Regions from separate parts of the Mus musculus genome. Here region 2 is linked to region 1. Evidence: chromatin contacts called from ENCODE POLR2A ChIA-PET data. All regions are on one chromosome and are shown on one strand. Each heading gives the region's core, a stretch centred on a gene start or an enhancer-like site at or near the end of the contact. The rest is flanking DNA. Distances are from core to core; before and after follow the strand shown.

Region 1 (7,778 bases), core at 3,752-6,251:
CTGGGAAAAATTGTATTTTGAGCATGAGAGCAAGAAGACTGCTTTTTCCATAAGGAATATGTAACACATTTTTGATTTGACATTTCCCCTTTTTAATGGATTTTCATTGTATGTTATATTGAGTGAGTTTAATACAATTTCTTTCAAGCATGTCATGTACTTTGACTATATTCTTTCTCCCCCCCCCCTTCCCCTACTAAATCAGTAGGGTAAACAAGAACAAAATAACTGGTTACTGTCAATCTGACAGTCCCCTGGTAACTTGCCTTTCCCTTTTTTTTCTTTTATTGCTAGAGCCATAGAGGTAGATGAAGCACCTCTTCATAGCTAAAAAGACATGGAAGATCATCCTGAGTGAGGTAACACATTCACAAAGGAACTCACACAATATGTACTCACTGATAAGTGGATATTAGCCCAAAACCTAGGATACCCAAGATATAAGATACAATTTGCTAAACACATGAAACTCAAGAAAAATGAAGACTGAAGTGTGGACACTATGCCCCTCCTTAGAAGTGGGAACAAAACACCCTTGGAAGGAGTTACAGAGACAAAGTTTGGAGCTGAGATGAAAGGATGGACCATGTAGAGACTGCCATATCCAGGGATCCACCCCATAATCAGCATCCAAACGCTGACACCATTGCATACACTAGCAAGATTTTATCGAAAGGACCCAGATGTAGCTGTCTCTTGTGAGACTATGCCGGGGCCTAGCAAACACAGAAGTGGATGCTCACAGTCAGCTAATGGATGGATCACAGGGCTCCCAATGGAGGAGCTAGAGAAAGTACCCAAGGAGCTAAAGGGATCTGCAACCCTATAGGTGGATCAACATTATGACCTAACCAGTACCCCGGAGCTGTTGACTCTAGCTGCATATGTATCAAAAGATGGCCTAGCCGGCCATCACTGGAAAGAGAGGCCCATTGGACACGCAAACTTTATATGCCCCAGTACAGGGGAACGCCAGGGCCAAAAAGGGGGAGTGGGCGGGTAGGGGAGTGGGGGTGGGTGGGTATGGGGGACTTTTGGTATAGCATTGGAAATGTAAATTTGCTAAATACCTAATAAAAAATGGAAAAAAAAAAGATATAGTGGGTGACAGTGATCACTTTATATATGTACATACATAGTTTGTGTGTAGGGGTGCATGTTTGTGGGTGTACCTCAAGTGTCATTCCTCAGGAGCTGTCAGGGTGTCTGTTTTTTTTTTAAAGATTTATTTATTGATTATGTGTAAGTACACTGTAGCTGTCTTCAGCCACACCAGAGAAGAGAGTCAGATCTTGTTACGGATGGTTGTGAGCCACCATGTGGTTGCTGGGATTTGCACTAAGGACCTTTGGAAGAGCAGTCGGGTGCTCTTACCTGCTGAGCAATCTCACCAGCCCTGTCTCACTGTTTTTAAGCTAACCAAATTGGCTAGGCTGGCTGGCTTGTGAGCAGCAGAAATCCACCTTGCTCTCTCTAAGATTATAAGTGTATGCTATCACGCTCAGGCTTTTTAACCTGGGTTCTAGGTACTGAACTCAGATTCTTGTGCTTGCATGCAAAGTACTTTACCAACTGGAACTTGGATCTCTCCAACTCTCTGTTTAATTCAGTGGCTCAAAACAGACAGTGTAGCTGAGCTGCAATGCAAGAGGAAGTGATCTTTCCAGCCAGAATACAAGGGCCTAGGGCCTGGATTTTAGGATTTAGTTGAAGTGTAACTTCTAGATTTTCGGATTTAAGTATAGCTAGAGTGAAAATTTCTCAAGGGCCAAGAGCTTGATGAAGTAGGGCTTGGGAAAATGGAAGACATTCATTTTTGATATATAAACCAGAAAGGCATAGATTGATGTCACTTATACAAGATGGAACATACCAATTTTTTAATGCTCCCCACCCCCCACCTACAATGAATGCACCATTCCTAATGGTCCTGTAATACCAGATTCAGGCATGGAGTGGACAGAGCAAGCTATTCCATCTCCCTGATAGTAAAAAAAAAAAATCATATATTTTCCTCACATAAAGGACATGTCAGATAGATATAGCACTTTATCTTAGCCAAAAGGCTGAGAAGTGTTGGTGGACCAAATGTTCCAGCACACACTATGCTGAGCACTGCTTTGCATAGAATATATCTGAACACATGTCCCTCTTGAGTTTTAGATCTTCTCCATCCAGAAGAGCCTCCCTCCAACATTTATAAGGCAGTGGTTCTCAATCTGTGGGGTGTGACCCCTTTAGCAACCTTCTACCTCCAAAAATATTTACATCACGATGATTCCTAACAGTAGCAAGGCTAAAGTTACAAAGTAGCAATGAGAATGACTTTATGGCTGGGGGTTCAGCACAACATAAGGAACTATATTGAAGGGTCTGAGCATTAGATAGGTTGAGAACCACTGCTTGAAGAAGCCCAGGTTACTGTACTGAACCCTGAAGTGCCAGACATCTTTTTTTGAAACCTTGACTATACAGACCAGATGTGCTTCTGATGGCTTTAGCCCTAGCTACTACTTAATAGCAACCACCTGAGATTCAAGGGGAGCCACATATCCTTGCTATGCAATCCACAGGGCCATGGGATACAGTACTAAGCCACCAAACCTTAGTGGTACACAGCAACAGACAAGAAAGGCAGCAGTGGCCCTTGAAAGCTTGTCACACACTCATATATCCTCTTCCATAACAAAAGCAGCAGTAACCAGTCATACTTTCAATTCCTTTAATAAGGTGTTCTGAGGAACCAGGTAAATAACAAGCAGCGGATGAGTAATGCTTCTTAGGCCCTGCTCGGTAAGCCATCAGTCATCTTCTGGTAACTGGATCTTGCTGGGATCGAAGTAGTTGGATTCCATGATGGGAAGGCCATTGACTTCTCGGTATTTCACAAGTCTCTCAGCTTCCCGGCGGGCCCACTCTTGCATCCTAAAAGCAACAAGTGGGTTATGATGTGAGGGAACCTTACTAGACAGAAGTTCCCAACTTTAGCACCCTATCCCCCACCAGTACAGGGTAAGAATTCTGGCCAGAGACTCCTCCAACCTCTACCTTTGCCTCTGCCCCTTCCCACTCAACTTTCTTAGAAAACCCCTATACCTGTAATCAGGCACATAAGCCACGAAGGTGGTCCCAAAGACCAGGACGATGGAAAAACCAAAGAAGAAGACAGCTCGCATATTCCAGACGTCCACCACAGGGTCACTATCATAACCATGAAAGTCAGGGTTCTGAGGAGAAGGAGAGGTCAATTAGGGCTTCTTGCTGCTCCATAAAGTTATATCCTGGCCTTGCATGACCTGGTCTCTAATCCGCCCTCCAATCTCTAACCAATCTCTTATCCCTGATTAAAATCCTTTCTCTACTTTTAGGATACGTGAAATTCCTTCCCACCACAGGGCTGTGACATTTGCTGCTCTCGAGGCCTAGAAAGCTCTTCTTCCAAATCTAATCACCACTGAATTCATCACCATCTCCCCATCCAAGATTTTGACTTTCTTTCCAAATGAATAATTGGCCTCACGTACTTGTTTGGGAGTGCTCACCCTGTCTGTTAAGTTTCATCCTTGGAAAGTGCTATTTATAAAGATTAAAAAAATGTTTGGATATTGGCAATTTCCTATGGGTCCACTTATTCTATAGGACCCTATAATAATTTAAGATCTTCAATCAGATGTTAATGTTGAATATACTAGGCCTTTTCAAAAACACAAACCTCACAATATCCTCAGTAGAGTGGAAATGGCAATAATAAACACCTTCTAATTTGGAGTACTTCTGAAGTAAGTGGTAAGAGCTGCAGTGACCATTCTGACTCATATGAAGCAGGTGTGTTTTTCTTAGCTTTCCTAGTACTTTTCTCACTTTACAAAGAAACCGAGGCACCAAGAGATTAAATTACTTGTCCAAGGTCATACAAGTGAATAATTTTCAACCCAAGATGTCTGACTCCAGAATCTCTGCTCTCCATAAAGCACAGGAATTCAGTCCTGAATGCAAATAATCAGCTCCATGACCTACTCAAGCTGTGATCTTGGGCTAGCAACTTGTGTTTTAGTATCCTCATCTATGTCACTGTAACAGTTACAGTGCCTACTTCAGTAACAGTTATAGTGCCTACTTCAAAATCACGCTACTTTAGAATTGAGATGAGTAAATAGATACAAAGTGTCTAGCACAGCCTGGCATTATGCACGTGTTACCTTAGAGTTTAGTATTACCCTAATTATAAAGTTTCTAACATGCTTTGGGTGCTGCCCTCTTTCAGTGTGATTTCTGACTGCAAATAAGGCAACGAAAGAGAAAAACAAGCTAGGCAAAATTTCTGAATATTCGAAGATTTTGTCCACTGCTCAAATCTCGGGCCGGAGAATGTCCGCTTTGACACTGGTTTCCCTGGTCCAGATTGGCCCCTACAGCGTCCCGTTTTCCCCCCTCCCTCTCACCTTCGCGTAGACGTTTTCGTCCTCGGGTTCTGGGTCCTCCTGCCACTGCATGGTCGGTTCTCGTTGCCGCTTTTTCTCCACACCGGATGGGGCGATTACAGCCCTGGAGGACTCCCAGCGAACGCGAGCAGCCGGGAGCCCTCTCATCGCCCCCGCTGCTGACAGGCAGCGACCATACAAGCTTAACAGTCGGGCCGCCATGACAGCTTGTACTGCGGAGTCCTGGGGGGCGGGGGGGGGGAGGGAGACGGAAATACAATGTGCGCAGCTGCGGTTGATCCCAGCGCGATTTTTGTCGCTCCGCCCTTACCTTGCTAAATAGATCCCCGGCCTAAGTTTGTTTACGAGTTCGGCGAGGTGCGGACTCTATTTTGCCTCCCACGCCGTGTCGCTACCGAATCAACGTTATCATTTCTGTTAGTCTGGGAGAGAGTTGTTTTTGAGAGGTCTGTTCATTTTCTTCGTAAGAAGAAAGCGGTGACATCTAGATGGCCCTGTAGGGAAAGAGGTGGAGCTTCTAGTTGTCTTTCAACTTCAAAGGACAGCAAGCTTCTAAAGAGCGGGCCTCTTAGGGGTAGCCAATAGCTACTCTTTTTTCTGGACTCCTGGGCCGTTCTCACAGGGAATGGGGAGGTAGCATATGCTTGCCAATCAGAGAATGCCAGGGCCAGCCAATGGTGACCGGCAACCAATCGTCAAGGCCGGCCAGAGCGCGCTCCCTTAGTAGGTGGATGGTGGTCGGATCGCCGGCTCTCTTCTCGTCGCCATTTTGTGTTGGTGACTGTGGCCGGCTAGGAGGAGGTGGCACCGAGTTTCCTTGGGAGGGCAACGCGTCGGTCGCGTCTCCCCTCCCCCTTTCCTCCTTTTTGCTCCCAGTCTTGGACTTGGTAGTTGCATGCATTGGCTCCCATTTGAACTAACAGTTCTGAAGGAGGTGGTGGCGGGCGGAGGTGATGCCTGGGAGCCCTCCCTTGACAGCCCGGGCCGAGAAGGTGAGCGCCGTTGCGGGTCGTGGGATCGGAGGTAAAGGAGCTGGGCGCGTGGGAGGGGGAGAGGGCCGGTGTGCATAGAAGAGGCGCGGGGACGGACTGTACCCTCGGAGTTCGCACAGAGCTGAGGGATGCCTGCACAGCCTGCACCTGAAGAGGGGGTATGGTCCCCCACCCCAGCTTTTTTCTTATGAAAGCAAAAGCGCGTGCGCGATTGGGACGCGGGATGGGTGCACGCGGGTTGGGGGAAGGGAGAGACAGATGGGAGTGGGGTACTGTGACTTACTGTATTTGCCCACCGAACTTTTTATCTTTTGAAACGCGCGTGTTTGCGACTTTGCGGGGGGTGTTCTTAGAGGAGGGTTGTGCTGACTGCCCTTGTTACTTAACTATCCACGGGGAAATACTCTGGCTGCGGCCTCTATTCATTTATGTGGTGGGAATGAGGGTGACAAGCGCGGAGAAAGAAAGTGAATATGGTTTTTATCCTTGGGGTCTGTATCTGACCTCTGATCCTTATCAGGAAGCAGGCTTGTTACTGATCGACCCCAACTTAGTTAGTTTGGGGAGGGGGTGCAGAGAATATATATATCCGGCGTTTCTTCTTTTGGGAGTTGTATCTGTAACAGTGAGGTCTATATATTCAAAGGGAAATCCGTTTAATTGTGTCTCTTATAGGTATCCTGTGATCCTGGCCCTTGGCTATTTTGGGGGCTTGTCTGTAACTTTGTTTCTTTTCTGTGCTGTGTATGCAACAAAATTAGACTCATTCTTTTGCCATTGAGCATTTTGTGTCAGGTTCTCATCCACTGGGGTTCCTGCCTGTGATTCTTTTCCCCATCTGGGGGAAGTTAACTGATCCTTGAGTTGGAAGAGAAAATAGGTACTTAAGAGAAAAGGTGTTGTGGCAACCTACCGTTGGGCAAGTACTATACCCGCCTAGCTTTACTTGGTTCCTGTACAAATGGGTGGCAGCTAAAGATTCAGGGGTAATTTTGATCTCTGGTTGGGTCATGACACTCTCAGATCTTGTACTTCTCAAGGCAGTCCCAAAAGTTGGATGAAGTAGCTGTCCCTGTCACTCAGTAGAACAAGATGTTTTGGAACCACTTGGGAAAGAGGCCCCTTTTGCCTCTGGAAAGCTTAGCCTAAGCTCCCTGGGGAGAGATTCACCTGGGGACCTGGCTGCACATTAGGGCGGAACTACTTGCTGTGTTGAGGATCAGAGCTGTGTTGGCCAAAAAGCCCAGGGAGGTGGCAGCTGTCTTGTTGCCATGTTAGCCGCCTCCCCCCTCCAAAAGCCTTTCAGGGTTTCTGACTGCCTTGTTGGGGGTATAGTTGGCATCTTGTTGGGAGGTTGAAATAATACCCTGACCCATGGAAAGGAGTCTGAGATTCCTTCTGTTGTGAAGTCTTTTGCTACTGTATTGTCTTTTGGAGTTTTGCTAGTTTTTGTGATGGGACCTCAGGGCCTTGAATGTGCTGGGCAAGTGTTCTACCCTCAACTATACCCCATCCAATTATTGTAAAAGTCTTATTTTTGTGACTAATGTGCCTAATCTAGGCAAATCATTTAGCACTTGCCCTTCCCTTCCCAGCAACCAGCCATGGGCTTACATTTGTCTACCAGTCTAAGAATGCAAAACCTTGGTCATAAATAGCCTGTGGCCCCACCAAATCTTTATGAGATATCTTTGTTTGATGAGGGCTTTGCTATTTTCTAGGGTAGTGGAATATGGGGGAAGAAAAGGAGAGAGAGCCAAGTAGGGGTTGTCTTCCTGAACTGTTGCACGGAAGCACGAGGAAATGGAAAACAATGTCCTTGGGTTATAGGACAGTAGGGAATCTTGACAATGACTGTCTCCTCAAGGAGGCCCTCTCTGCTCCAACTGCCTTGACCCCTTTCTTCCTTCCATTCTCTGTAGAGTCTCTGCAGGAGGTATCACCCAGACGGGCAGATCATGCTGGCAGCAACAGGGGTGGCTGAGAAGTGAAAGGAGCCAGCTACTGAGGAGGGGCCCCAGCAGCCCCTAAAACTCCTATCAGGACATGGAGTATGAAAGACGGTGAGTTATCCCCTCCCTCCCCTCCCAGTGTGAGCACTGGTTTAGGATGAAGGGCGCTCTAGGCAGGAGAAACAACACAGCAAAGAAATGGACTCTTTTCAGCACATGTGCATCTGTGCTCTGAGAATGCACAGGTGAATGACACAATGACTGTAGGTCTCCCCTGTAAGAGACTGTCTTGCTATGTATAGCATTACATGGAAGAGCACATAGTTTACAGGTGATACCAAACAGCCTGATGAGTACCATGACTGGACGTGAAGGTGGGGTTTTTGTTAATA
Region 2 (6,898 bases), core at 315-2,814, 71 kb after region 1:
TCTGAAAACAGAACAACAAAATGTTGACCAGGTCTGGGTATTATTAGCTCAGCATGGAAGCACACACAAGGCTGGGAATAGACTTTAACAATGCAAATAAACATCAAATTTTAAAAGCCCCCCTTTCAAAAGGCATAAAGCCAAGTGGGGATTTGGAATAATGGAACTGCACCAGAAAGAAATAAGTGTAGATATGGGGCAAGTGAATTCCAGGCACAACAACAGCGAGTATGAAGTCTCAGAGACACAAATGCCTGCTATATTCAAGAACTAGGATATTCTCCTGTTGTGAGAGGAAAGGAGATTAAGTCTGTTAAATGATAGACCCGATGTCTATCCTAGCAAGGACGACTTTCATGGCTGAAGAAGTACTTGCCAATCAATGGCCCTTGCTTGAAAATCGTGACTGGGAAAGAAGGCCAACCAAAGGAAGCCCAGAAGAGGCAAGGAAATTCCTGGGGCCAGTGTAAGAAGTCTCAGGAAGTCTGCAGAACTGTTTGGGATAGATACGGGAAATCGTGTCATTTTCTACAGAGAAGAATGAGAGGTATGCCTGGCAATGTTGGCCGTGTAACAGAACCTAGTTAAGTAAGACTGTAGAGGACAAGATGAGGTAATTGAAAGGTGTAAAGAAAGCCTAATTAGAGGAGCTTGTACGCGAATATTAGAGTGAGGCAGCAAGAAGCTCCGCCCAAGCCAAAGTTCCAAACCTGCGCCTTAGTGGAGTCTGCCCCCTCTAAAAAGGCCTTTCCTTCTCAGCCTAGGTTTCACCACACCAAGAAGCTGCAGGAGAATGTGGGAATGGTTAAAGGAGGGAACCGGCTGACTGAGTGGCCTTTGGACCAATTATCTTACGGGATATTCAGCGATCTCCTGAGAAGCGCTCAGAACAAAAAGGCGAGCCCGAAAACCAATAAAAAACCGTACAGAGGAGGAGGCAAGCTGAAGAGAAAGCTAGATCATGCTTCTTCAGCTTTGCCACGCCCTTCATTCTTGCTCAGCCCTGACGCAGGGAGCAAATTTGATTGGCTGAGCGTCAGCTTTTTCAAAAGGGTGGGGCCACATACGTTTCACAGTGGGTAACAAACTAGTGGTAGAGGGTGGGTGGCAGGGCGGGGCTAGATTGTCCTAGCTAAGGTGGTAATCCAGGCCACCTCTCCTAGAAAGTCATTTCCAGCCTTTAAATTCTTGCCTCCCGAGGCACCACAAAGGACTGGAACTGCTTCGCTCACCTGTTCTTTTTCTCCTTGCAAAAGTCCCGTTTACCACCATGGGGATGTACCAAATGAGACTGTAGGGAAAGAAGGTGGTGACTGGCACGCCTGGCTACTGGCTGCTGCTCACCTCGATGCTAGTAAATTTCTAGCAAGATCAAAACTATTAACCCCTCTCTAAATCCCCCTGGCGCCGTTCCAGGGCCAACGCCACATTCCCTGCTGGGCACGCAATGGCCGCACCCCCTCCCGCTGCAGAAGGCTCTTTTGGTACACGCAGTCCGAGGTGAGTCTCCTCCTTCCTGCTTCACACCCCACCCCCAGCGTGTGCGTGCGCATGCGCGGAGCGCGGCGCGCGCGGCTGTTGGGCCGCTGGCTGGGGGGCTCTGGGATATGCTGCGTCTCCGCTAGCTGTCTGCTGTGAGTCACGAGCCGCCGTGAACACCCGGATTCCAGCGGGCGCTTGCGAGCACGGGGGCATCGCCCGCAGTGGCCAAGCTCATGGCCGGCTGAGCGGGACGCCGCCGCCGCCTCAGCCGCCGCCGCCGCCGCCGCCTCTTCCTCCTCAGCCGGCGGCGGCCCGGGCCCAGCAGCCATGGCCGAAGACTACTGGGACGGGCGCCTGCGGCGAACTGGAGGAAAAGGAGGTCGCGCGGCCTCATCCCGGGCCGCCGCCCCAGGCGCCACCGCGCCGGCCCCGCGGCTCTGAGGTTACTCGCGCGCCCCCTCCGGTGAGCGTGTCCTCGATACTTAGGGTGGGGGCTGCTCTTCCTAGAGAGCCAGCCGGACCCTAGGCAGTGCTGGAACAAGACCAAGGGGTTCTGGGCAGCTTGTCTGTCAGGTGCCCCCTCCCCCTCGAGTTTCCCAGAATGCACTGGGGGGTCATTTGGGGCCTCCCTGACCTTGGCCCCGCCCTGGGCCCCTGTCCTGGGAGCTGAGGATGGGAAGTGCTGTGGATGCTAAGTGGGAGAAGGGTGATTAAAGGACTAGCGTTATGGGAATGGATTGATACAGTGAGATTCTCGGAGTTGCTAAAGGGCTAGGAACATGTAATAAAAAGCCTTACGACTTCAGGCCCAGTGTGCTTATGGAAAGGGGTTGCAGGACCATGAGGGACGTGATGGGGTATAACAGGGTTTGAAGTAAAGACAGTTCCAAAACATTCTAGTGGAAGTTGGAGCTACAGAGAGGCCCAGTGTAAATGGAGAAAGGGTGGTAGAGGTACTACCAGAAGGTGTGCTGATAGACGCATAGTTCCGAGTGTGTGGTGATGAGGGTCAGGATAGTGTTAATACTGTGTTTATCCACGGAGTTGAGGGTGGCAGCTTCTCTGGGTCCAGGGTGTGCTCATAGAGGAGGTAATGGAGGGTCCTGGAGATGAGGGTATGTAGATGTAATAAAGGTAGGGTGAGATCAGTATATGCCAGTGAAGGCAGAGCTTTTGAAGGACCTGAGAGTGTGTGTAATGGGAGAGGATGGGGAAAGGCCTGTACTACTGGGTTTTAGGTGTGTGCGTACATGTGTACGGGAGATTGTCAGTAAAGGAAGTATAAAGAGCTTTGCACACTAAGGGTCAAGATGAGGTGTGAGTGGATGTCCATAAAGGCTTCCAGAAAGCGTGGGGGCAATACTATATATGAAGTTCTAGAGCACTGGTTCTCAACTTAGAGGTCGAATGTCAAATATCCTGCATATCAGACATTTACATGATAATTCATCACAGCAAAAGTACAGTTATGAAGTAGCAACAAAAAGAACTTTATGGTTGGGGGACACCACAACATGAGGAACTGTAGTAAAGGGTCACAGCATTGGGAAGGTTGAGAACCACTGTTGTAAAGGCTGCTGCTGTGGGGTTAGATAGATACAGACACTTAAATGTATGCACGCTATTAGGGGAAGAGCACAAAGTAAAATATGCTGATGTACATCAAAACGCCTTTTTTCTCTCCATGGGCCACTGAAGTGTGCTGATTTGAGGAGTGCTTCAGAAGTAGAGTTTTTTTGGGGGTGAGGGGTGGAGAATCTAGTGGATAATGAAAGGAACAGAGCTATGAAGGAAATCAATTGTGAACCAGAGAAATGGTGGTAGGAGTGGTTGGTTGAAGCAGGGAATAGGAGTAGGTACTGGTGTGCCAAAGTGAATTGGAGTCATGAACTGAGATGTATGTTATTAGGGGTCAGGGTCAAATGGAGGAGCTGCATTCACTAATGAGAGTCAGTCTGATACAGAATAGTGCATTTCTCCCTGGAGAATAGGGCTAAGGAAGGGTTCAAGGTGTGCTGATAGAGTTAGGACTGTCAGGGTCAAGATACAATGAAGATTAATCTTGTGCTGAGGGAAGGAACTGTGCACTGGAAGTACAAGAATGTATGTTAACAGCTGGGCGTGGTGGCACACGCCTTTAATCCCAGCACTCGGGAGGCAGAGGCAGGCGGATTTCTGAGTTTGAGGCCAGCCTGGTCTACAGAGTGAGTTCCAGGACAGCCAGGGCTACACAGAGAAACCCTGTCTCGAAAAACAAAACAAAACATACAAACAAACAAAAAAAGAATGTATATTAACAGTGGTCATAACTCTGAAGGTAAGGGCTAGAGAGATGGTTCAGCTGTTAAGAGCATGTGCTGCTCTTCCAGAGGACCTGGGTTTAGATCCCTGCATGCACATCAAGAGACCCATAACTGTGAAGGGACCTAAGTGTGAACCAAACTGGTCAGGGATTGTATAAGAATCACAATGTACTGAGGATTCAGAGACGTGTGAAAGTCCAGAGAATGCTAATTTGGGTCAGCAGTAGAGCACCCTGAATGCATGTTAAGGAGGATCAGAATCCATAGGGGACACTATTATTGGGAAGGACAGTGCTAGAGAGAGGCTAACAAGCATCTAGGCTAGGAAGGGACTCAACGTGAAGGTGGTAGGAGTTACTTAAAAGGGGCAAATATATGCCAATACAGTTGAGGGCAAGGTTTTGAGTGCTGAAGGGAGTTAGACGTTGTGAATGTTAGTAGGAGTTAATAAATATTGAGGGCCTTCTTGGGGATCTAGTGTGTGCTTTTAGAGGTCAGGACAGAATGGAGCATGTGTAAGTATGGTGGTAATGCAACTGTGTGCTCAGCAGTTGGAGTTATCGTCCGTCCGTGTCCTTGGTATGAGAGTAGCCTGAGAACTGGTGAGTATGTCTGAGGAATGCCAAGAAGGACAAATGCTACGTTAACATCCTATCTCCTGATTCTTGCTCCTTCACTTGTTCTGAAGTTTAGAAGCTCAGAAAACTGAAATTATGGTATTTAAGTTTTGTTGCTCATAAATGTTTAAGTGTATATATTTTTAGGAGTCTGTCCTCCCTGAAATGTTGGTCCTTGGGAACTGGCCACTTTCTAGGCCTAGATCTAGTGTTTGTCGCCAAGGTCAGGATTGCCCTGTATTCTCTGTGGGTGGATCTTACTCTTATCTATCTGAGATTTCTTCTGCTAAGCTGGCTCTGCCTTCCCTTCTAGTGAAGAAGTGGGCAGAAGTGGGAGTGGGAGCTGCTGGGGTAAGCATTTTGTTTCAAGGTAACAAGTGACCCATTTCTTTTTAATTCATCCCCAGCCTTATCTTCAACCTCAATTCTAGCTATACTTGGGCCCTGGGCCACCTCAGGCCCTGCTGTGAGTACAGATGGCTCCTGAGCTAGGTCTTTCCCCCTCCTTGCTGGCCCAGAGCCCAGGAGGAAGCAGAAGAATGCCGACCTAAACCTTTTGGTGGCCCCATTCCCACCAACAGCCCATTTAGGTCATCTGGTTGTCGATTCTAGCATCCCTAAGTGTCTTCTTTATAGTAGTCTGTGTCTGGGACTTAACCTCAATAAAAGTTGGTCCTAGGCTCTCAGCCCCTTGCTCGGCTACTTCTGTATGTACTTTTTGATATCAGCCATTATTCCAGGTTCTCAGGATAGAACAGTGGCCTAAACATACAGAAATCTACCCTGGTAAAGCAAATTTTCTAGTTGTGGTGGTGAGAAGACAGACAGTAAAAAAGGAAAGAAACCAATAAGTAGATGGTGTTATTTTTATTTCTGGGGCGGTTGTAAGATCTGAGGGACACATTAGAAAGGTGAAGGAGCTCAAGATGGCTGAGTCTTTAAATAGGGTTACTCATAGAAGCCTCATGGAAAAGGTGATATTTGAACAATGGACTGGAGAGGATGGGGTAAGATATTTTCCAATCTGGGAAGCAACCTGTGTACAGATCCTAAGGTAGAAACTGTTGGGTGTGGTGAGGCTACAGGGGTAATAGGGGCAAGTGGGGTATATAAGATACATGGGCATGGAGCTGGAGAGATGGCTCAGCGTTTAAGAGCACTGACTGCTCTTCCACAGGTCCTGAGTTAATTCCCGGCAACCATATAGTAGCTCACAACCATTTATAATGGGATCTGATGCCCTCTTCTCGTGTGTCTGAAGATAGCTACAGTGTATCACATACATGAAATAAATATTTTTTTAAAAAAGACACATGGGCCACATGAGGACTATAATATTTATTTGGGATGATAAGGAAGATGTGGTGTTTTCTCTAGGAGAAAAGGAATATGATCTAGTTTTGTAAAAACCTGGGTTTGGACCCTGTGGGTCTCAACCCTATAAAACCTGTCTAGCAGCTCTGAGGATAGCTGGTGTACTGAGATACCCTCCTCACCCCCCTGCTAACTCTATCCAATGGTTCAGCCTGGACAGCTCTCCCCTCATCTGGATAGAAAAGTGGGATGACCCATTAGTCACCATGACAGTGGTTGCTGAGGGAGGTAAGAGGGTCCCTGTGGGCCACAGGGAGCATTCTGCCTGGCAGTTGGGGGCAATGTGGGGCTGGTGTCAGCGGAACATGCCATTCTATGGGCACACCCAGGACCTTGTCACTAGTTCTTCAGCTCTGACTGAACCCCTTGTCCCAACTGTGGCTGCGGCTGTCACTGCTGCTACACCTGAGGATAGTTGCTGTGGAGTCCTGTGCTCCCACAGTGAGACTATTACCCTAGAGACCAACAACTTAATGAGTGGGCCCTTACCCTCAGCTAGCCACTCAAGTCTTAGTACCCAGGTAGGCTACTTAGGGGTAGGCCAACAATGACGAAGGATATGTAGTGATTGGTCACTGACATGTTCATGTTGGCATCCCTCTCTGGGTTGTTGGGGTCTTTACGGCATCCCTGATGATCAAGCAGGCACCAATGTGGTCCCTATTTCTATTCATGTCCCTGTTCAGGTCGCCATGGATCGGATGAAGAAGATCAAACGGCAGCTGTCAATGACACTCCGAGGGGGCCGAGGCATAGATAAGACCAATGGTGTCCCTGAGCAGATAGGCCTGGATGAGAGTGGTGGCGGTGGTGGCAGTGACCTTGGAGAAGCTCCCACCCGTATTGCCCCTGGGGAGCTTCGCTCTGTTCGGGGCCCACTCAGCTCTGCACCAGGTGGGTCTACTTTGATCATTCTTTCTCTGTCCCAGCTCCCAGATTCTGCCTCTCAGACTCTTGTCATTTTCCTTAGACTCTTGTTTTCATTTTCCCTCCTTCCCTGTGATCCATTTCCAACACACACCGTCTGTACTTCTTGACTATATTCAGTCCTCAGGATGGGGAAGACTACCTTGACCATTCAGCTGCCCCAAGACTCTGCCTTTTTCCTACACTCTATTGGTG

What was found. ChIA-PET counts read pairs that join two places held with the same protein, here RNA polymerase II (POLR2A).
Region 2: POLR2A ChIA-PET joins it to region 1 with 10 read pairs in embryonic stem cell. The contact joins the promoter of Cdk16 here to the promoter of Ndufb11 in region 1. POLR2A ChIA-PET finds 5 or more read pairs at or near these places in 3 of 5 experiments (Patski and embryonic stem cell).

The regions. Positions count from the first base shown.
Region 1 is chrX:20,612,618-20,620,395 of GRCm38, forward strand. It overlaps Ndufb11 (NADH:ubiquinone oxidoreductase subunit B11), which reads right to left and starts at 5,002. Exons shown (of 3, transcript NM_019435.5): 1 at 4,443-5,002; 2 at 3,097-3,227; 3 at 2,709-2,925. The coding sequence starts at 4,643. The coding sequence ends at 2,802. Rbm10 (RNA binding motif protein 10) reads left to right here and starts at 4,886. Exons shown (of 24, transcript NM_145627.3): 1 at 4,886-5,434; 2 at 7,357-7,497. The coding sequence starts at 7,481. It also overlaps the pseudogene Gm23628.
Region 2 is chrX:20,686,862-20,693,759 of GRCm38, forward strand. Cdk16 (cyclin-dependent kinase 16) reads left to right here and starts at 1,565. Exons shown (of 16, transcript NM_011049.5): 1 at 1,565-1,945; 2 at 6,463-6,670. The coding sequence starts at 6,469.